4 separate regions of the Homo sapiens genome follow, and regions 2, 3 and 4 are each linked to region 1. A link is a loop called in an ENCODE intact Hi-C map of the cell type or tissue named here. Cell type or tissue: ascending aorta. All regions are shown on one strand. Region 1 overlaps LDLRAD4 (low density lipoprotein receptor class A domain containing 4). Region 2 overlaps LDLRAD4 (low density lipoprotein receptor class A domain containing 4). Region 3 overlaps LDLRAD4 (low density lipoprotein receptor class A domain containing 4). Region 4 overlaps LDLRAD4 (low density lipoprotein receptor class A domain containing 4).

Evidence for each region. A loop is a pair of places that touch in the nucleus more often than their neighbours do. Peaks named below come from ENCODE experiments on the same cell type or tissue, not always from the same donor. Only the 100,000 strongest peaks of a DNase experiment are listed, where the experiment ranks them.
Region 2: it touches region 1 in a loop (3-fold over the local background); 23 of 110 quality-filtered maps call a loop at or near these places.
Region 3: it touches region 1 in a loop (3-fold over the local background); 20 of 110 quality-filtered maps call a loop at or near these places.
Region 4: a loop joins it to region 1, with 4 times the contacts of the local background. A loop is called at or near these places in 11 of 110 quality-filtered maps.

Annotation. Positions count from the first base shown.
Region 1 is chr18:13,379,084-13,384,083 of GRCh38, forward strand. All of the region lies in intron 2 of LDLRAD4 (low density lipoprotein receptor class A domain containing 4), which reads left to right. Among named protein-coding and RNA genes, the nearest start is that of LDLRAD4-AS1, 46 kb to the right of the region's middle. RefSeq lists enhancers at 733-1,234, 1,235-1,734, 2,426-3,050. In ascending aorta, no CTCF peak of the experiment used is centred here; DNase peaks (open chromatin) are centred at 2,968, 3,548, 4,168 and 4,598; H3K4me3 peaks cover 1,421 bases; H3K27ac peaks cover 4,596 bases.
Region 2 is chr18:13,265,472-13,270,471 of GRCh38, forward strand. All of the region lies in intron 1 of LDLRAD4 (low density lipoprotein receptor class A domain containing 4), which reads left to right. Among named protein-coding and RNA genes, the nearest start is that of C18orf15, 28 kb to the left of the region's middle. RefSeq lists an enhancer at 440-1,002 and a silencer at 2,899-3,193. In ascending aorta, no CTCF peak of the experiment used is centred here; DNase peaks (open chromatin) are centred at 887, 1,210, 3,040 and 4,202; H3K4me3 peaks cover 1,733 bases; H3K27ac peaks cover 5,000 bases.
Region 3 is chr18:13,433,724-13,438,723 of GRCh38, forward strand. It overlaps LDLRAD4 (low density lipoprotein receptor class A domain containing 4), which reads left to right. Exons shown (of 7, transcript NM_001378100.1): 4 at 4,521-4,661. Among named protein-coding and RNA genes, the nearest start is that of LDLRAD4-AS1, 8.7 kb to the left of the region's middle. In ascending aorta, no CTCF peak of the experiment used is centred here; DNase peaks (open chromatin) are centred at 2,001, 2,378 and 3,531; H3K4me3 peaks cover 883 bases; H3K27ac peaks cover 4,825 bases.
Region 4 is chr18:13,316,387-13,321,386 of GRCh38, forward strand. The region is part of intron 2 of LDLRAD4 (low density lipoprotein receptor class A domain containing 4); the gene reads left to right. Among named protein-coding and RNA genes, the nearest start is that of C18orf15, 79 kb to the left of the region's middle. RefSeq lists enhancers at 2,426-2,927, 4,394-4,893. In ascending aorta, no CTCF peak of the experiment used is centred here; DNase peaks (open chromatin) are centred at 2,384, 2,505 and 3,453; H3K4me3 peaks cover 383 bases; H3K27ac peaks cover 3,786 bases.

The DNA.
Region 1 (5,000 bases):
GCTTCCATTTTACAGCCAAGGAAACTGAGGCTCAGGGGCTTTAAGTAACTGCCTAAGTCACACACAGCCTAGAATGAGGTGAACCCAATGTGGCCAGAGCCCAGACTTTTGTCCTCTGGCCCCTTTGTATAAGGCTCTTGTTTGAGCATGTTTGAAACAGTGTGGGGCTGGGCACTGCCTGTGCAGTAAACTCCCAGCCACGATGTCCCCCATGGGGCACCCCCAGGCCAGCAGCCACTTGTGTGTGGTGCCCAGATGCAGGACAGAGGCCATAGATTGAAAAGGAGGTGACCTAGCTGAGGCTCAGCTAGAATTCTGTGCAGTACAGTCAGCATTTATTGGGTACCTGCTGTATTCTAGTCCCCATGGTCAATGCCAAGGATAATCAGGAAGCGTTGTCCAGAAACACCTGCAGAGGCAGACGAGACACAAGGATCTGGGCCCCATGGTGACAGGAGCTTGGTTTGTTTTGCTCACTGCTGTCTCCCCAGCTCCTAAAATAGTGCCTGCCAGAGTAATGACCCCACAAATAGCTGTTGAAATACTGAATGAAGAGATGCAGCTTTGGTGGCGTCCTGCAGGCCAGAGAGCAGGGAAGACTGTGGGCCGGCACAGGTGTCCCAGGGAAGCCTGCTGTGAGCTGACAGCAAGGAGTGGCTTGGCAAGGGAGATGAAAATTGTTTCGTACAAACAGCTTGTCGGTTCATATTCTTTTCTATTCCCACCAAAGAATGAGACAGCTCCCCCTCCCTTCCTGCCCACACTTGTTAGCCTATGGTCTGACCCCCTTCTTGTTTGCCTGTCATGCCCATTTTAAGCTGATTTTATCTGAAGAAAGCTGGAGTGGGGGAGATCCCTGGGTGTGGAGGATTGCAGAGGCCTGCCCCTGCCCGCCAGCCCCCTGCCCGCCAGCCCCCTGCCCGTCAGCCCGAGCCCTCACGCCAGGCCACAGTGGGAGCAGAACCTCTACGGGGGTGGGGCTGGGTTGGGAGGGGCATTGCCGCTGCTTGGCTGGTGGCCACAGTGGAGGTGTCTGTGATGTGCTCAGACCGGGCTCAGACCAGAATGCACGTCTGCTCAGGGATCATCTGCCCCTGGGCCAAGCCCTGACCCTTTCCCATTCCCTTGTGCATGTGGGTGCTGTGGGAATGGCCTGGTTCGGGCCCTGGAAAGCAGAGATCTTCCCAGTATTCCCTGATTCCCAGCGAGCGGCTGGTGCAGGTGTGCACGGCTGTCTTCCTAGCATTGCAGGCTCTCCCTCCTGAGCCAGTGTCTCCTGTGGCCGCTGTGTGTAGACAGTGGAACTGGAAGCTTGGGCCAGGATCCAGACACCTGGTTCCAGCCCTGGCTTGCATTCCTCCCACACTCATCTTCAACCTGTCCCCTCTCCCTGAGCCTCTGGATCGCCTCCTCCACAAAGCACAGGGGTCGGATATATGACTCCTTGCGGCTTCCTCTGCTGCTAGATCATATGAGTCGATAATTATAGACTTACTAATGCATTAAGGACAGTTATCCTGTTTATTTTAGGGGGAACTCTCTCCAACTTGGTTTGAATATAGCCTCAGGATTTATCAAGTGTTGGATTTGTCAAGGTGACATTTTAAAGAATGTTCTAATATAATTATTGCTTTTCCTGTTTGCAGCCTGTGTGTGTCTTTGAATCGATGTTTTGGGTTTTGTACTTGCTTCCTGAATTGGTGACCTACAGCAAGGCACTACGCTACCCTGAACTACATTATGCTGAACAAGTAACCAGATCCCACTGAGCTACCCAGGGTGAGGATGGCTTGGAGGTTGTGTTACAAAAGCTACATGTTATTTTGCCCCCCCACATCACAGAGATGAAAAGTAGCATGAAAAATTCATCACACTCCAACTCAGTCTTCCCTGGCTATAGGCAGCCTGTTTCTCTGACTTGCTCTCAGATTTGCATTTCCATGTGGATTTTCTGTGCTTCTGCACTGTGTCCCTTTCTTTTGTTTCTCTTTAGTTTTTTTTTTTTTTTTGAAGAGACAGGGTCTTGCTATGTTGCCCAGGCTGGAGTGCAGTGGTGCAGTCACAGCTCACAGCAGCTTTGAACTCATGGGCTCAAGCAGTCCTCCTGCCTCAGCCTCCCCAGTATAGGTGTGCACAGCCATGCCCAGCTAATTTTTATATTTTTAGTAGATATGGGGACTTTCTATGTTGGCTAGGTGGGTTTCAAACACCTGGGCTCAAGCAATCCTCCTGCCACAGCCTCCCAAAGCACTGGGGTTACAGGCGTGAGGCACCGTGCCCGCCCACTGTATCCTTTTTTATGCCCATTTGCCCTCTCTCTCGGCCAGAGACATGGCCATAGGGGACTTTTTGGAATGGGAGGGACCTCCAGTTTCACCTCCTCATTGTATAAAAGAGGAGATGGGAGCCAGGGCCGGGAGTCACCACGGGTACCAGAAGCAGAGTGGGTCCCCTACCTGGGGCTCTCTGCCTACGGCTGGCTGCCTGGAGGCAGAGGTGTTTTATTTGTAGCACCTCCTTTTCTTTACTGTTAGGAGATCTTGAGACTGACTGGCCGTTGCCAAGGTCTGCACTATCCATGAGCTCTGAGGCACTCACATGGAGACGTGTGACATCTCCCTTGGTGGGACACCTGGTCCCAGCTCAAGTTGGAAATAGCTTCTCAAGGGTCTTTTCCCCACTTTTTCTCCCATCTGTCTCATGACAAGCCCTTTGCCTCTTTGATCCTAAATGAACATAGGGTGAGATGATGCATAGGTGAGCTGTGCCGTGCAGCTCTCAAACATGGTCATTTTTATTTTTTTTAAATTTTGCAGCAGAGCCCCAGTTTGCCGAGGTTTAGAATGACCTCTTTGGTTGGCAGCGTTCCTTTCTCCCTGGAACTTCTCTGGTGGGTAGAGTGGCCAGGGATCGGCATCCACAGGCCGGGGCTCGGCCCTGAGCGTCTGTGGGGCCTGGAGCAGTCGCCATGGCTGTGGAGCTGTCACCTAGGTAACCGACATTCCGCCAGCGAAACAGTCTGTCCACAGCAGGAGGAAATAAAAAATGAAACTGCAGCGTCAATTCTTTATGCACTACGGTTTTTTGAGTGCTACTTTGATTTTGGAAAAAAGGCTGTTTCACTTCTCCATTGGATTTTGGCCTCCGTGCCCCTGTGTGACCCTCACATTTCCTGAACCCCATGTATCTGTTTTTACAGTGTCTTTTAATGAAAGATATAATACGGACACAGTTCAGTTTGTATTCCTGAATGACTCTGAGGAGGACTGCGTTTCATATAAGTTTTTGTGAATAACTGGTAAGGCAGACATACCCTGTAACTTACTTGGTTAGGTTTGTGAGTGTTCATGTTTTTAAAATGTCCCTTCCTGTGGGGGTGTTTTTCCATTTGACGTGCTCTATTTCCTTAGTAACTGTTGCTCTGTTATGGGAGGGACTTAATGACATTTTTCAAGTGCAATATTGAATTAATTTATTTCCTGGTTAGTCCTGCCCATCTTCCCAGTATAAATAGAACCTCCATGTGTGTGTGCGTGTGTGTGTGCGTGTGTGTGCGTGTGTGCATGTGTGTGCGTGTGTGTGTAGAATGATGACCATGTGCTTGCTGCCTTGGGGGGGATCTTGACTGTGACCTTGCGTCCTGGGTAAGTTGCCTCTTCCTGTATTCCCCCCTCTCCTTCTCTCTTGATTTAAGCTACTTGGGTTTAGGGAGCTTCCTGGGCCTCAGGAGTAGCATGGGAAGCAGTGCCTTCAGGGCAAGAGGCCCAGGGTCAGTCCTGCTCTCCTGCTGCCAGTGTTGGGCGCAGTTCTTGCGCCTCCATGGGGCAGCGCTTGCTCTCTCTCTGTAGCCTGAGGGCATTTAAGTCAATGACCTCTGAAGGCCTTTGCTGGATAGGACTTTGTGGGAAGTGTAAGTGCAGCAGGCTCACCACTTGTAATCATCATCTCAACTCTTCTAGTGGGGTGGTGGGAAAACCAGCCCGGAGGGTCCCAGCCAAGCAGGCTGAGGAGCAGCACCTCCACCTGGGAAATGCCCCTTGCCAGGCGCAGCTAGGGCTGGGTTAATTGTGTAGGTGTTTGCTGAGCCTTCTCTGCGCTGTGTATAGTACTCAGGGAAGCTTCACGTAAGTGTCTTCCTTCACTCATGTGTTCGCTCAGGAAATACGTATTTACTGGGCACCTGCTGGGTGCCAAGGGGAACTGGAGGATCTGCTGGCCACTGCCTTTGCTCTCATGGCACTTGTGGGGGAGACGGGCAGGCATGGTGCAATCAGGACACCCGTGTGGAGTCGCAACTGCAGATGTTTTGGGAAGCCGACCAGGTGCTGCGGGTTGTGTAGCAGGGTCTGGACTTAGACTGGGGGCCATCAAAGAAGCATCTCCAGGGAGGGTTGTTTGGGCTGAGACTGGAAAGCTGAGTGGCAGCTCATGAGCAGGAGGCTCACGAGAGCAGAAGATTGGAGGGACGGCCGGCAAGCAGCGTTTGTTCAGCTCCTCCAACTTTTACCCTTCCACGTGTTTGCTCCACAGATGCCCAGCATGGCTGTGCTGATTGCTGGTTGGTTTCTAAACTAAAAGCACACGTCTTGTCCAGAACAGGGCCTGCAGGCTTCTGCTGACTGTGCTGGCCCTCAGAGTTTTCTCTGGGTCCTGATCACCCACCCTGCGCTGCCTGTTGGTCACCTGACACACTTACTGAGTGCCGCTGGGTTCTGGCCCCTTCTGGGTGGTCACAGTCTTTCACTGAGCAGAACGAAGCTTGCACCTCTGCTGCGTATTCCTAGAAAGGGTAGCTAATCTTTGTTGCTAGCAGTGAGAAAGAAGACTTTTTACAGCATTTATAATTGCATTTTACCTTGAAAATTGCATTGGGGGAGACTCAGAGTGTATATAGGAATAGGCACGTTATCCATTGATGCGGTAACACAGCTGTGTTCACCCTGCTTTTGTTGGGAACCGCACACATCACTGTCCTAAAAATCCTGGCCATGACCACGCTT
Region 2 (5,000 bases), 110 kb before region 1:
GTCAGCTGCCCAGGTGAGCCCTTTTCTGGGCTCATCGCAATTTGTCAAAACGTGTGACAGGGATGAATAGCTCCATGCACCCAGGAGCAAGGCGTGCCACATCTCTTCATTTTTCTTGAGAAATAAATCTCCTTTGATCCCTGACTCACTGAGAAAGATGGGGTGGCTGATATCAGTCATCTGGGGACTGTCCTCCCCAGGCACGTTTCCGAGGACTTGTCACTCAGTCACACCTGGCCCCACTCCCCAGGGCTTCGTTGGCCATGGGTCCTGCTTGCCTGGTGCTGAGATCTTCTTCAAGGTCTGCTGAAGTCATCTCCTGTTGGGGTGGCCCTGGGACTCCACTCTGCTGCACACAGCTCAGGCCTCCAGGGGTCTTCCTCAGCCCCCTCCTCACTACTCCTGAGGTCTTTGCCCTCCCCTGGGTGGGTCCCTCTTCTCCTCCCACCCCTGAGCACTCAGCCTCCTCCTCACCCCCACGTGGATCTGCTCGATCTAGGTTTAGAGCTCTGGTTTTAAGCATCGATATGTTTAAGCATTATCTGGGGAGCTTGTTAAAAATACGGATTCCTGGACTCCACCCCAAGAGATTCTGACTCAGAAGCTTAGATGATGCCTGGCAGTGAACGTGTGTTTTAGCAAGAATGGCGGGCTCCTTGACACGGTTGTTCTGTAGTTTGGACAGTGAGTAGCACTCGCCCAGACCTTAAAAACAAAGGCTTTTTCGGGGCTTGTTTTTAGGGCTCCCCCGACTTCTTCCTGTGGACCCAGGAACACAGAAGATCATTTTGCTACAGAGTCCGCATAAGCCCTCTGCCCTCCAGCCCTGCATTCACAGCTAGCCTGGGAGCTCCTCGAGGGCAGGGCGTGGCTTCATTCCTCCTGCACAACTCCTGGTACCTCGCACTGGGTCCGTGGCCAGATGTGGGCAGGAGCAGTCTCGGGGACAACAGACACAGCCCGCTGAGGAAGGCACCCAACCCTGGGCTTGGCTTTCCTTTCCTTTCTGGCATGGGGCTCAGGTGTCCAGAGGCGGGAGGATTCCGAGGGTCTCTGGTGGCTGCCTTCTCCAGATTTGGGCTTGGACTGGGCACAGCTGGGAATCAGTTATGTTTTGTTTTGTTTTGAATTGGCATAGTGACCGTCTTAGGCAGAAGGCAGGCTGCCGCAGGGCCTCCACGCTCAGGCGCTGCCTGGCGATGGCTTCTCCGTGGAGGAGAGGGAACTGCTCTGAAGCAAGCCCAGCACCGCAGTCCTGGCCAGACCCGTGGGCAGATCCCTGGAGTCCTGTCCCCACACTACCCTTGGAGCTGCCTTCCGAGTGTAAGTTACAGTTTCAGTCACAGCCTCAGAGGTGGCAAGTCACTGACTAGGAAGAGAGTTGAAATGAACAGAATTCTGAGTAAGAGTAATACTAAGAGTTACAATTTTATGTTCCAGTGAGGTAGAAAATCTTTTACGTCGACTGAAGGCTAGATCTCCTTTCATGTGGAATCTCTTTGTGAAAGAACAGCATTTTCTGAGTTCACGCCTAGGTCTTGGTTAGAATCAACAGGGTAATGGTGGCAAGGGAGAGGTTTGTGAAAATATTCTCAGACTGCACTTGTGAATTATGAATGCGACTGCTAACATTGCTTTAGCAGTTCAGTGACACCTATCTTTGCAAAATGTACTTTCACTTGTAAGGGCCAAATAATTCTAATAGAAACATTTTTTGGTATGTAATTATGTAGATGTAGAGTGATACACTTTTTTTTTGCTGTGCACTTAAAAATTATCAAAGTAATGTTTGGAACGTCTGGAAACTCTACTTCTGATCACTGGTCAGTTTCACGCGTGTGTGTGTCTGTGTTGTATTGTTTTTAGTGTGTGCACACAGGCCTGCAGCCTTAGCAGTTACTGGAAGAGTGGTCTATCTCATTTATTTTAAAACCAGCATCACCCGTTCCACCTGTCACATGTGGTGGTGGAATTTGAGAAGAACGGGGACAGTTTGATCAGGATAGTGAAGCTGCCCAGGGGCATAGCCTGTGAATGCTAATTCACTTTCTGTAAACAACCTCTGCAGTGTTTGGTGTTTGCATGTATGAGATCAGCCGTCAGTTTTCGCTCAGATCCAGCTCCTGCTGCTGTCTAACTGAGATGAGCAAGCCTCACTTCAGACGTCGTGTGTAACCCAGCTACTTCATTTGTTCATTCTCATCTTTTGCTTTTCTGGAAGGTTTCAGCCAGAGGCTGGGGCCCCGCATTCTGGCTGGCTGATTGGAAATCACGCACATGTAAGGATTGTCCAGCAGCTTTCCTGGGGCCCCTGGTGACAGCTTGCATGCCATGAGAACTGGCACAGACTGTGAGTCACCCACTGTCCTTCCTGAGCTTTGACTTAAGGTAACATGGGCAGACCAATGCATTGTTTCTTTTTCTTTTAAAACAATTTTTTAGAGATGAGGCTTCACTATGTTGCCCAGGCTAGACTTGAACTCCTCACTTCAAGCGATCCTCCCACCTCCCCTCTGTAGTAGCTGGGACGACAACTACTACCCCCAGTGCACCTGGCTTGACACATTCTTTTTAGTCTTTTGAAACTCTTGTACTTTCCAAGATGTGCCTGGAGAGATATTTTCCTCTTAAGTTTAAGACTATAGTTTTCTACTGATTTCCTTTGTTTTCCTGTCCCAGGGCAGAATATTTTGTTCCTGTCGATGGACTGCAGATGGTGCCCACTCCGCCTCCCCTGCCAGTCTGTCCTGGACTCTCTATCCGTTTTCCTTAGTCTCAGTTCCTCCTTTACCCTCCTCCCCCCTCGGCTTGACTCTTCTCCCTGCTTCCCTCCCCTGTTGGGATTCTGGCCTAGTGGGAGATGGTTTCATCTGAGCATCTGAAAATATGGGGCTTCTTGGTCTTTATATGCACATCTGAGCATGCTACTGAAGGCAGAGGAAGGGAGATCTCTTAGGGAGTCAGCACATGCAAAATGCTGTGCCTTCAGACTGCCTCTGCTACCTCTTACAAGGAGCCTCACACCGCAGGCTGCCCTTTAGCTGTTCCCTTGGAATGCAGCCTTGTTAAGTCACTGCCAGCGTTTCCCCTCTTGGCGTCCCTTTCTCTTACCTAAGTTGTTAACTCCAGACTTCGCTGCTTTCTTAAAGGCTAAAGTAATGGGCAGAGTAAAACCCTGAAATGTTTAGAAGCTATGCAGTATTATATTGTAAACCTGTAAAAATTCTTAACAAAGTTAGTGGCTTGGAAAGATTTTCATGAGAACTTCAGCTAAAAGGCAGTAAAGTAAATGCCTTAAAATAACTAAACTTTGGCTTATAACAAGGCCATTGTTTGGCAGTGTCCACTTTTTAAAGACTTTCCAGAACTTGGAGGAGGAAATGATCCTGAGACAAAGTAGTGATTTAAAAAATGAAGACAGTAAATTAACATTGACATTATTCGCCAACAATTGATTTCTTGTCTTCCAACTTTTTACCCTGCATTCTGAATAAATTGGACCATGTGAGGAACTAGAAGATTAACTTTAGGGTTTTTGTTTGATTGAAATTGGTTTTGCAGAAGTGGAAATTTGGCAGCATGTATGGAAACCAGTAAATCAGTTTACAGTGTTCTGTGCTTCTTAGTTTATGAAACCCACAAGAATGAGGAAAGGCTGCATGTCTTTGAATGCGAGAGGGCTGAACTAATGTAGGGTTTGCCTTTTCTGGAAGTTTATTTTTACCCTTATTAATTTAGTAGCTTGTAGAGCAGCATGTCCAAACTTTAACTAGTTAATAGTGGCTCCCAAGCTGAGCAAGATTTCAATGCCAATGGTTATTTTTCAGTGGTCTCATAGAGAAAATACTGGGAAATATTCTAAGAATGGTGTAAAATGAAGAGGAACTTGGTAATTTTTTAAAACACTGGCTCAATGAAATGTAAGCAGCTGGCTTACACACAGTGACAATCTTTACAATCAGATATTGTGCTCTGAACTAGTGCTCTGATGAGGTAGTAGAAGCATGTCTCTATTTTCAATTAAAATGATCCGTTAATGTGGGAATATTTGGAGCATCTGTGTCTTTTCAAATGAACCGGGGTAGATGATCTTTTTTTTTTTTTCCTGAGGGGAAGCCCATTTGCGTGGTGGCTTCTGCTGGTAGCATCCGTGCCTGTTTCCCAGCCTGCTGGGGCCCTAGCGAGCTGTCCGACGTCATGTGCTCACACTTGGAGTCAGTCTGAGTCGGCAGTGTGGGAGTTCCTTCCAGAGAGATGTGTTCTTTTCATCTTGAATGGTTCATAGGTTTCTGCAGCAGGCATGGTCTCATTCTCAAACTCAGTGTCCTCACAGCCTTCTTCGACCCCTTCCTCCTGGTATCCCCTTGGATGTTCTGTCCTCCATCCTCCCATGTGGCCCTGTCCGTCACCTGACATCCATGTTAACATGCTTATGGGTATCACTCGAATAGCTGCCTTCACAGCAGGCTCTTGCTGCTGTGGATTTGAACAAGTATTTGTAGAGGAGTCAAGGCAGGCTACCTTGATCTGCAAACACACCAGGGCTGTCTAGAGCCGTGTCACTGGACCGCTGTGCTGGTGTCTCCTGGGGGCTTGCTAGAAATGTGGAGGCTGGGCATGGTGGCTCACATCTGACATCTTAGCACTTTGAGAGGCCAAGGTGGGATGATCTCTTGATCCCAGGAGTTTGAGACCAGGCTGGGCAACACAGCAAGATCCTGATTGTACAAAAATTTTAAAAATTAGCTGGGCCTGGTGGCGTGCCTACCTGTGATCACAGCTGCATGGGAGGCTGAGGTGGGAGGATCACTTGCACCCAGGAAGCAGAGCCTGCTATGAGCTGTGATGGCTTCACTGTAATCTAGCCTGGGTGACTCTGTCTCTTAAAAAAAAAAAAAGAAAAGGAAAAAAAGAAAAGGAAATGTAGAACCTTGGGGCTCACTACAGATGTGTAGAGTCTGAATTGGCCGGGTCGAGAGGGCAAAGTATGCTCGTTCCAG
Region 3 (5,000 bases), 55 kb after region 1:
ATTCACAGAAAACCTTAAGATATTCCATTTCCCCCCTAGTTTTAGGGCTCCTAAAATTCCCTGTTTTTTCAAAGGTTATAAAATATTAGGACATTCCCTTTCTCTGAATCATTCTTTTCCTTTCTCCTCTCGCACATGGTATAACCCAACTGGCTGATGTTAGTTTGTACACAACTAGAATGACCTTCAGGACAAAAAAGGGTTTCCTCTCGATCCGATGGAAATCTCGGGTTTTATGTTCCACTACAGGTAATTTGTTCTCCAGCTTCGGGTAAGTCAGGCATTATCCCTGGCCTGCTTCCTCACCTGGGAGGTGAGGGGTGGATCAGTGTGTCTAGGTCCCTCTCAGCATTAAGATTTGATGACTCTGGGATAACTCCACAACACAGAAAAACCCATCAGAAGCTTTATGTAGAAATGCAGAGAAGCTGAATACCCTAAATGTGGAGAAGATTGTGTTATTACCAGAAGTGTTTACAGCGATTCTAAAGTCTGTTGTTGACTCTGGAAGTTGTTTCTCCTAAGTTTTTTTTTTTTTTAATAAGAAATCAAATAGGAAATTTTGGCAAAGAGGAATGCCACTTTCTTCACTTAGAAGGGCATGACTTTTTTTTAAGAAGAGGAGTGATTTAAATCTTATAGGTTATAATACGTCTATAGCTCCTGGAGGAGACACTGGTTCCTGAGCAACTCATTCTGTATTCCAGTCCAGTATTATACATCTGAGGTTGCCATGAATTTGTCACCAAAATGTTTCTAATGTTTAACAATCCATGATTTCCCTCAACTTCTAGCTTGGCAGAAATACTCAACAAGTTCCACAAAGAATAGACAACATATTTTTAAAAATTTTCCATTGTCTTTCTCTGACTTGAGTTTTACTTCATGGAGGACCCTCTCTGGTTCTAGTCTGTCAAAGTGTAGTTTAGGGGTCAAAACTACATTGGTTCCAAAGTTTCCCAAATAGCCCATTGACAGAACAGAGCTCTAGCGACTGGGCCCTGTAGTCAGCAATTATCCAAATACCTGCTTATTTTAAGAGATTGTATTTTAGTTTTCTTCTTTGTAAATTAGCAAATACCAAATAAACATTCCAATAAAATACCATTAACTAAAGAGGAGGCTTGCTGTATGTGAGCTACCTCTTTCTCAGTAGACAGTGGTTCTCCATCTGCGCTGCCCATTGGAGCCAGGCCAGAGGGTGCCAGAAAACCCACGCTGTCTGACTGCACCTCAGGCCAGTGAGATAGGACCTGTCTGGGACTCTGACCCCAGCAGTGCTGAAAGACGTCCAGGTGATCCCAATATGCAGCTAAGAGGAGGGCCTTTCTCCTAGGGTTATCAGTTTGTTTGAAATATCACAATAATCTCGTGATTAGAGGACCTGAATGCACTGGGCTTTTGGGTGGCACAGTGTGCTGGGGACAGCCTGTCCGGAGTTGGGATGGAGGTGGAAGCCTGCCTCTGTCAACACCAGTTTTGTTAAGTTGGACAGATATTTACTGTGCTCTGCAGTTCTCATTCCAGCTTTAGCATTAATTCTTAGCACTTAATCACATTACAGCAATTTTCTAGTATTTTCTATATCACATCAAGAAGCCAATAAATTAAAATTCTCAATCTGGTCATTCTGATTCCAGTGGCCATGTGATGGAAAGACCTTACTCTGATATTGGGCTAATGACTCACTGCTGAGATTTAGATTTTATAAATTTGATTTTTTTTAATTTTTAATTTTTTAGAGACTGGATCTTGCTCTGTCACCTGGGCTTGGGAGCAGTAGCATGATCATAGCTCACTGCAGCCTGGAACTTCTGGGCACAAACGATCCTCTTGCCTTAGCTTCCTGAGTAGCTGGGAGTACAGGAGTGTGCCACTGCACTTGGCTAATTTTTAAACTTTTTTGTAGAGACAGGGTCTCGCTTTGTTGCCCAGGCTGCTCTAGAACTCCTGGACTCAAATGATCCTCCTGCCTCTGCCTCCCAAGTGTGGAGAGTGTAGGTATGAGTCACTGTACCCAGCTGAATTTGAAATTTAATAGGTTGATGTTGTTTCCGTTATCTAAGAAGTAAGAGCCAAGCACATTAGTAGCACAAGCCTTGTTAGTGTTTCCTGAGTAAGGTTGAGCCTACTTAAGACAACAAGTGATTTGGGGAACTTTGTTATGCATGGGGCCATGCCCATTACAAGTGAGTCTCTCACATTCCTTAAAGTGGATTTGGAAACTGAGGCAGTGCTATGAGATGAGGCAAAATGGAATAAAATGGGAAGAATAATATCTGCTCTAATTATTTCACAGGGTTCTTATGAGGCTCAGATCAAATTATTCATTTATTCAACAAATGTGTGATTCACCGAGTGCCTGTCACAGGCTGGGCGGCCCTCTAGATTATGAAGGAGATAAAGAAGGGAAATGTTTGGCCTTGGAAGGAGCAGCAAATTAGTCACTGCTCATATTTTTAAAATAGTTCATGTCATAAGCTCTTTGAAGAGGGCTAGCTCATTCACTTCCGAGTTTCCATGTCTCAGTACCTAGCACAGAACATAGAAGCGGCTAATATATTGGTTATATGAACGAATGAATGAGCCACAGAATTCATTTCCTTGCAAGCATGTCGTGTCTCCCCCCAACAAGTTAAAATTAGTGAAGTGTGGATGTGGTTTCATTTCTTGGGTAGTTTAATGTTCCACACCAACTTGAATATGGTAGTCTAACCTTGGATCCTTTCAAACCACAGCAATGGTGAACTTTTTAGTTAAGAGTTTGATTCAATTCAGATTAGTATTCCTTTTTCCCAATCACTGTTTTAGCAACACAGGGAGTACCTGTTTTCGGTTAATGCGCTTTTCATGTTTGGTATAAATCCATAGTCCAATATTTCTTTTGGAAAGGAAGATAAATTTTTCCCTTGACATCCCTTTTTTCCATTAAGTTAAAAAAATGTTACTTAGTAAATGTGATTTCAAACAGCTGGGTTTTAATCTTTCCACCTTATGGAAAGAGAGCGTTTGGCTCCAGCAGCACCCCCACCACGTGGCCCAGCCTCACTCTGCACACAGATTTTCTAACCTGGATGGCGCCGCTAGCGAGGCGCTTGTGGGTGTGCATTTGGGCTGTGTTCACATGTTATTCTAAACTAGGTCAGCAGCTCGGCTGGTTTCTTTTTCTATACTCTTTTAGGAGAATGTGAACAAATGGAGGATTATAATACGCTTTTTATACAGGTTCACAAAAATACTTTGAGGACTCTTAAGTTGTGTTTCTTTACAACAGGTGAAGGTTATTGTCTTGCGGGCCACAGTTCGCCGCTGAGAGGCAGGCTGGGCTCTCATGGGGTAGCCCCACACATGGTTAGCATCGCTGGAAGAGGCCTTGGTGTGCCGATGCCCAGCCTTTTATTTGAATGATTGAAAATCTGAGTTGAAAGGACCTTGGACTTGATCCAGGCCTGCCACCCTTATTCCAGACAGACAGAACCAAGGCCTGGAAAAAGGAAGAGGCTGTGACAGTCAGTGGCGGTGAGGAACCCGGGACTCCTCCAGAGACTCTGTCTTCCCGCTGTGTACTGAGTGGGCCGTGCTGTGTGAATCCTGCCAGCTTCTGTGGTTTCCTAGGGCCAAGCCCACACTCAGAATGCAGGATGACAGTCACTGTAAGATGTAATGGACCTTTCTGTGCTCAAGTGTATATAATTGTGTAACTTCCTTTATTCTTCATTGCTTAAATGGATAGTAATGTGTTAAGTGTGCAAATTTATTTTAAAGTCCTACAAAACTGAATTCCATTTTCAAATATTGATTCGTACAGACTTTAGGGAGCCTGTGTTCAGTGTGGCCTATAAGGATTTGGGTATGGGACCTGCCCTATTTTTATAGTTCACCAGCATGGCCCTTTAGCAGAAAGCACACATGATTTTCCCATGTTTTACATTGTAAATTCACTGCTACCCATGCCTGGTATTATGCCTGATTTTTCTTAGGCATGAGAGGAATGAACATCAGAGAGGTGAAATATGTTGTCCAGATTCTCACCACAGGACAGTGGCAAGTGGGAGATAAAATGTCTGAGTGTTCTTTTGTTAAGCCAGCGCTCCTGAGTTCTGATGGCCCCTGCCACGGCTGGCTGCACGGGCTCCCCCATTCTCGGAAGTGTGGAGAACTGCCAAGGATGTTTTCAAACCGAATAATAGAGCCCCACAGCTATGACTTTTGCAGAGCAGGTTGTGGAAAGAAAGAGAGCACCTGTGCTACTGTGTGGGCAGTGCCGTAGAGTGAGGCGTGCAAGGTGGGCCTCGGTGCCCCTGTGGAGTGCAGGAGGGCACCATCCTGTGTGTTTCAGACGAGGAAGGTCCTTACCCAGATGGCCCTTCTCTGAGTTTAGTGTCCTGGGCTCTCCAGATAGTCTGAGCTCCCAAACAATCATGGCATGCAAATGGGGGAAAGAAAAACCAACGACAGTCACAGCTCAAGAGCACCAAGCTTGCATTGACTGCTCCATGCTTTATATTGTACTTTTTCAGAGTGCAAATTCACCTGCACCAGTGGTAAATGCTTGTATCTTGGTTCGCTGGTCTGTAACCAACAGAACGACTGTGGGGACAACAGTGACGAAGAGAACTGTCTCCTGGTGACCGAGCACCCGCCTCCGGGCATCTTCAACTGTAAGTCTCTCCTCCCACCTGGGTGGCACTGTCTGATGTGGTTCTGAAACGGTTAGGAGGTGGGGTCACTGGGACATGGGAAGGAGGTTGTTTTCTGGTTAAGGAAAGAGATTTGCATTTTCACAAAGGAAATGTTTTCTTCTTTTAGGATAGAGGGACAGCATGTTCAAAAGTCAGAAATTTGTTCTGTTCTCTAAAGTGGTCAGCGGAGCTGTTTTGAAATAGGCTTTTGCTGTTTGTCTGAGCAATGCCTGGATTCCAGGAAATCATGTATTGATTTAGTATTCTTCATACCAACATTACTACTTCAGAAGTAATTTTAAATAAGCAAAGAAAGAT
Region 4 (5,000 bases), 63 kb before region 1:
AGGGCATTTTCAGACAAACGGAATCAGACAGAACTTGTCACCAGAAGAACTATAGTAGAAGAAATTATTAGGGAAATTCTTCAGGCGGAAGGATAAAGGGTCCTGATGGAAGCATGGGAATGTAGGAGGGAATGCAGAGCCACGTAAACAGCAAAGCCACGGGTGGTTCTGAGTGGACAGCGACTACCTGTCACCAGCAAGTCACAGCAGTGCCTTGTGGGGTGTGATGTGCAGGCAGAATTAAAACACATGATGGTAACAGCCTTGAGGGTGGACGTGGAGGGTGGGTGCTGCTGTTGTTAGGGAAGCTGTTGGAGAACTAATTTCTCTTGGGAACTAGTGAGTTAGGACACATGTTACAATCTCCAAAGTAACCACTAAAATACTAATAATGCATGATGCATGTGGTGACAGAGGAGGGAAAACTGAACCGATAAGAAGTACTCAGTGAATCCAAAAGAAAGTAAGAAGGGAGAGATGTACAAACCAAACAGATGGGATAAATAGAAAACAGATAGCAACATGGTCAGTTTTCACTCAAACACTTCATAATTACATAAAATGCAACTGAACTAAATATGCCAGTTAATACCGAGATTGTCAAACTGAATATTTAAAAAATTGCTGCTTACGATAGACGTGCTTAGATGAAGGAATCCAGAAGGCACGATAGTGAAAGGAGGGAGAAGGATGCCCGGTGCACACACTAGCCATAAGGAAGCTGGTGCACCAATGTCAGGTGAAGCAGACATCAAAGCATCGGGCATTGCCAAAGATAGCAGCTTCTCACAGTGGTAACAGGTGAATTCCCAAGGATGATAGTTTACTGTAAAGGCAGGGTCTATAGCCACAAAAAAGATATTTCTTAAATTGCCCCTACACGTATCCTAAGCTCTCAGGGATAGCTTCAACCTGTAGAGACTCCCAGTTTCTTTAGCCCGAAGCCTAAGGTACACATCCCCAAAGCAATTTGGATGGAAGATCCTGACCTGCTCAGCTATTCAGATGATTTTTTTACTGAAAGAGTATTTCATTTTTGTCTCAATTCATTTTGATGGACTTACAGATAAGATTTCTTCACTAGAAGGCATTCATCACTTAAAAAATTAATATTTGAAATTGGTTATCCTTTATCTTTTTAATAAATTGAACAATTAGGATTGGTAGAACAATGGTACACCTGTCTATTTTCCGTGGGTGCCACTGGGAAGACCTTACAGTATTGTTGAAGTGTATCTGTTGAACCTGGCAACATTCAAGGCAGGCTGAGTTAAAGAAAGCACGTCACAAGACAGTATGTGCACTGTGATCCCACTTCAGTTAAAAATGTGTATGTTTATATTCATATAGAGAAAAGTCTGGAAGAATAACCCAAAATATAAGTAATGTTTCTGTCTGAGTGGTGGGATTATGGGTGATTTTATCTTCTCTGTTTATTTCTATTTTTGTATTTTCTCCAATGAACGTTTGTTACTCCTATAATAAAAATAAAAGCCATTTAAGAAAAAATTTTTTATCATATGACACCAACTGTTTCTACTAGAGGAATCTATGTCTTCTTTTAATCTTTATCAGTGTACACAGTTGAATTTCACATTATGTTAAATATTTGTCTCTCTGTGTCATCTGGAATAGAATTTTCTGCATTACCGTGTGGTTGAGTATACATCTGCCACTCGTCCGGTCCCTCGCTTCCTGTCCTTGTGAAGTCACTGTTCCCTGAGTGTTGTCAGCACTGGGAGGGTTCAGCGCAGGGGTCCCTTCAAGGCAGGACCGCTCACCTGGAGCTTCCGGCTTTCCCTGCGCACCACTGCCTCCTTCCCCTGCTGCCTGTGGCCATCGCTGATTTCTGGGGATGGAGCTTTAATTCATAGTGAAATCTTTTTTTTTTTTGAGACAGAGTCTCCCTCTGTCGCCCAGGCTGGAGTGCGGTGGCATGATCTCAGTTCACTGCAACCTCCGCCTCCCGAGTTCAAGCGATTCTCGTGCCTCAGCCTCCTGAGTAGCTGGGACTACAGGTGCATGCCACCACACCCGGCTAATTTTTGTATTTTTAGTAGAGACGGGGTTTTACCATACTGGTCAGGCTGGTCTCGAATTCCTGACCTCAGGAGATTTACCTGCCTTAGCCTCCCAAAATGCTGGGATTCATAGTGAATCTTAAGTGTGACCTCATAAAATAGAATAAATGCCCATCCATAAGACTAAAATTTCTTGTGTTTTTCTCCTTCTGAGTTTAAAATGGCACTGGATGACAAATGGAAAGCTTGATGCTGCTCTTAATGTGCCGCTAGGCATTCCGGGGATTTCAAAGCCAGTGGACGGGAGGTGGCCTCTGCCAGTGTCTGTCTGGTGTCTGTCTGTGTCACTGTGGTGCTGCCTGGGCCACAGACCTAGGCAGGACCCTGGGTGATGGAGCTCCTGTCTGGTGGGTGTGTGTGGGCAGTGCTGTTCCTGTCCACGTTAGAAAAGCCCTCTTACTTTACACTGAGTCATGCTCCCTCTCCACCACGGACCGCAGTCCCCTTCCCTAGTGACTCGCTGTCCCCTTCCTTTGTTGCGCAGCTTTCTGGCTTTAAATGAGGAGAGCTTAAGAATGGATGGGGAGCTCAGCACTCACAGTAACTGTTGGTGAACTCAGGGCCTGCTACGTCTGGAACACATCAAGCCATTTAGTGGGTGAGGTCATTCACTGTTTTTAAATGCTGCTGCAGCTCTTATTTCTCATGAAGCCCTTTATACCTATTAAATACTTCATAGTATTGATTAACTTAGCTGCTGCTCCTCTCTGTCATGGCACCTTTTGCTCATGTGGACTTTATGGTGCAGAAACACGAATCGATTGTCGTAATGAACAACACCCCTCTGAAGTGGCCACGGCGGGTATGATTCGTCCCAGTTCACGGGCGAGTAACAGAGGTGCGCAGTGGCGGGGCAGCTGGCCCAGGTCGTGCAGCTGCTGTGCGTGAGCCAGCTCGCTCCTGAGTTTCCTTTTGTTTGACAGCATTTTGTTTACAGACACCACACCAATCCTTGGTCTTGGATACATCAGAAAAGTTGGAGTTCTAGAGGTGGGTGGAGGCAGGACTTGTACCCTCTCCCTGCAGCAAAGACAAATTCATTAAGCATTTGGAACACTTGTTAAGTTCAGTTTGTCTCTCTCTAAAAGTTATCACTAGATGACTCTCTCATTTTTGTGTGTGCGTGTTTTAGATTTGCCTGTAACTTACGACCAGGGATACTGGCTTTCTATTTATGGTAGTAATAGCAGTTCTCCTTTTAAATAAACTTATTTTCAGCCAAAAGAGTGATTAGGTCTATCAAAAAATGATAAGGAAATAAACAGTACAGATCGTCTATATTTATGGCAAAAACCATGAAAAGGGCATTCCAGGGGCTGAATTTTGGAAACCCCGCATGAGATGACCTTTGAGGTCAATATTTCCGGGAACAGTTGCCTCATAGCTCTGAGACTTACGATTTAAAGCTCAGGTCATGAGACATTACTTGAGGCCACTATGTCTCATTTCTATTATAATTTTTATAATAAATGATTCCTTGACTGATATACCCAAGGGAAGAAAGGATGAAAAACCAAAACCAAAAAACTATGTGTGGCCTATTCACAGAGTATAAAAAATTATGTTTTGAGTTGAAAACAGTGTTGTCTGCATTGTTGCAGGAATCATAGTTGACTCCATCCTGAGATTTCAACTTTAGGATGAGATAACATATTTTATTGCATATCTGATCATAAGATCTTCTGTAGTTTTATACATCGTTTCTGTTTACAAGAGAGAATGCTGCGCCTCTGAGGGAAAAGAATCATTCGCAAGTCTTTTAGCTGCATCTCTGACTTGGCGAATCCTGCTTTCAAGATTGCATTAGTCGTATTAGGTGACTGACACTGTGAAGTCCTGTGTTGACGTAATCTGTTGCCTTTTCTTTATTTTTACGTTTCCGCTGCCTCTCATCTAGGAAGGAGCCTTATGAATGAACACATTGAAAAGTCATCCTTTAATTGAGGGAAGAGACTACTTTTAACCCTGTCTGAGCCTGCTGCTCTCCCCCTGGGACTGCAGTGACCAGTGCTCTCAAACTGCTTGGCATAATTCCTTATGGAAGAGTGAATCCCCTCTGATAGAGGGTAATCCTGACTTTGTTTGAATTCTTCCAGTAACAGAGAGCTCAGCCTGTAAGAAGGTGGCCCAAGTTGCTTTCTGGACACTTGTAGTTTTAGAAGCATCTTCTGTCCTGTGACGGTGAGGAAGGTCACTGCAGTCCCCAACAGTGAGGCTCAGCACAGGCTGTGGGAATCCCGCTGCCAGGTGCAATGGCAGGGTGGAGCCGGGGAGCAATGGGGCAACTCTACGTTTGAGTAACGTGTGACGTGTTGACCTCATTGTTCCCTGAGTGTCACAAATGCCCATGGCATCTGGTAGACCGTGTTCAAGTTTAATTCAGGAGTTCAAAGCCTAACAGGATTGTTGTCATTCCCTCCCAGTGGGACCCTCCAGAAGGTGGCTCCTCTCCGTGACTGGACATAACAAGCCACGCCTGTGTCTGCAGGTGGGGAAAAGTAAATTGGAGGCCAGGCATGAATGCACTGTTTCAGTGAGCCCTAGTGAGTTCAGTGTGGAGAGCGTAGTTGGAGATACTTGGTTTTGCAGCTCCCCCGCCCTCTTGTGTTGATGAAGGCAGCAAGCAGAGGTGGTTAACTTCGGCCCGAGCATGCTGCAGGACTCCGAGAGACTGGCTCCCTGGGTCTTCTCTGGCCCAGCAGACAGGCTGCCTGCTGCAGACAGGCCGGTCTCCTGCCCCTACCCGCCGTCTGCACACTCAGCCCTGCATCTCCCCCAGAGGCCTATGCGCGGTTTGGCTGCCCGGCCAGGTTCCTCCTGAACATTATGAGTCTGTGATTTCAGATGTAGCTGCAAACGTTTCCAAAGCCTATCTCTGGGCCTATCGCCGTGTGATGTTTTAAAACCATAGTTTATTTG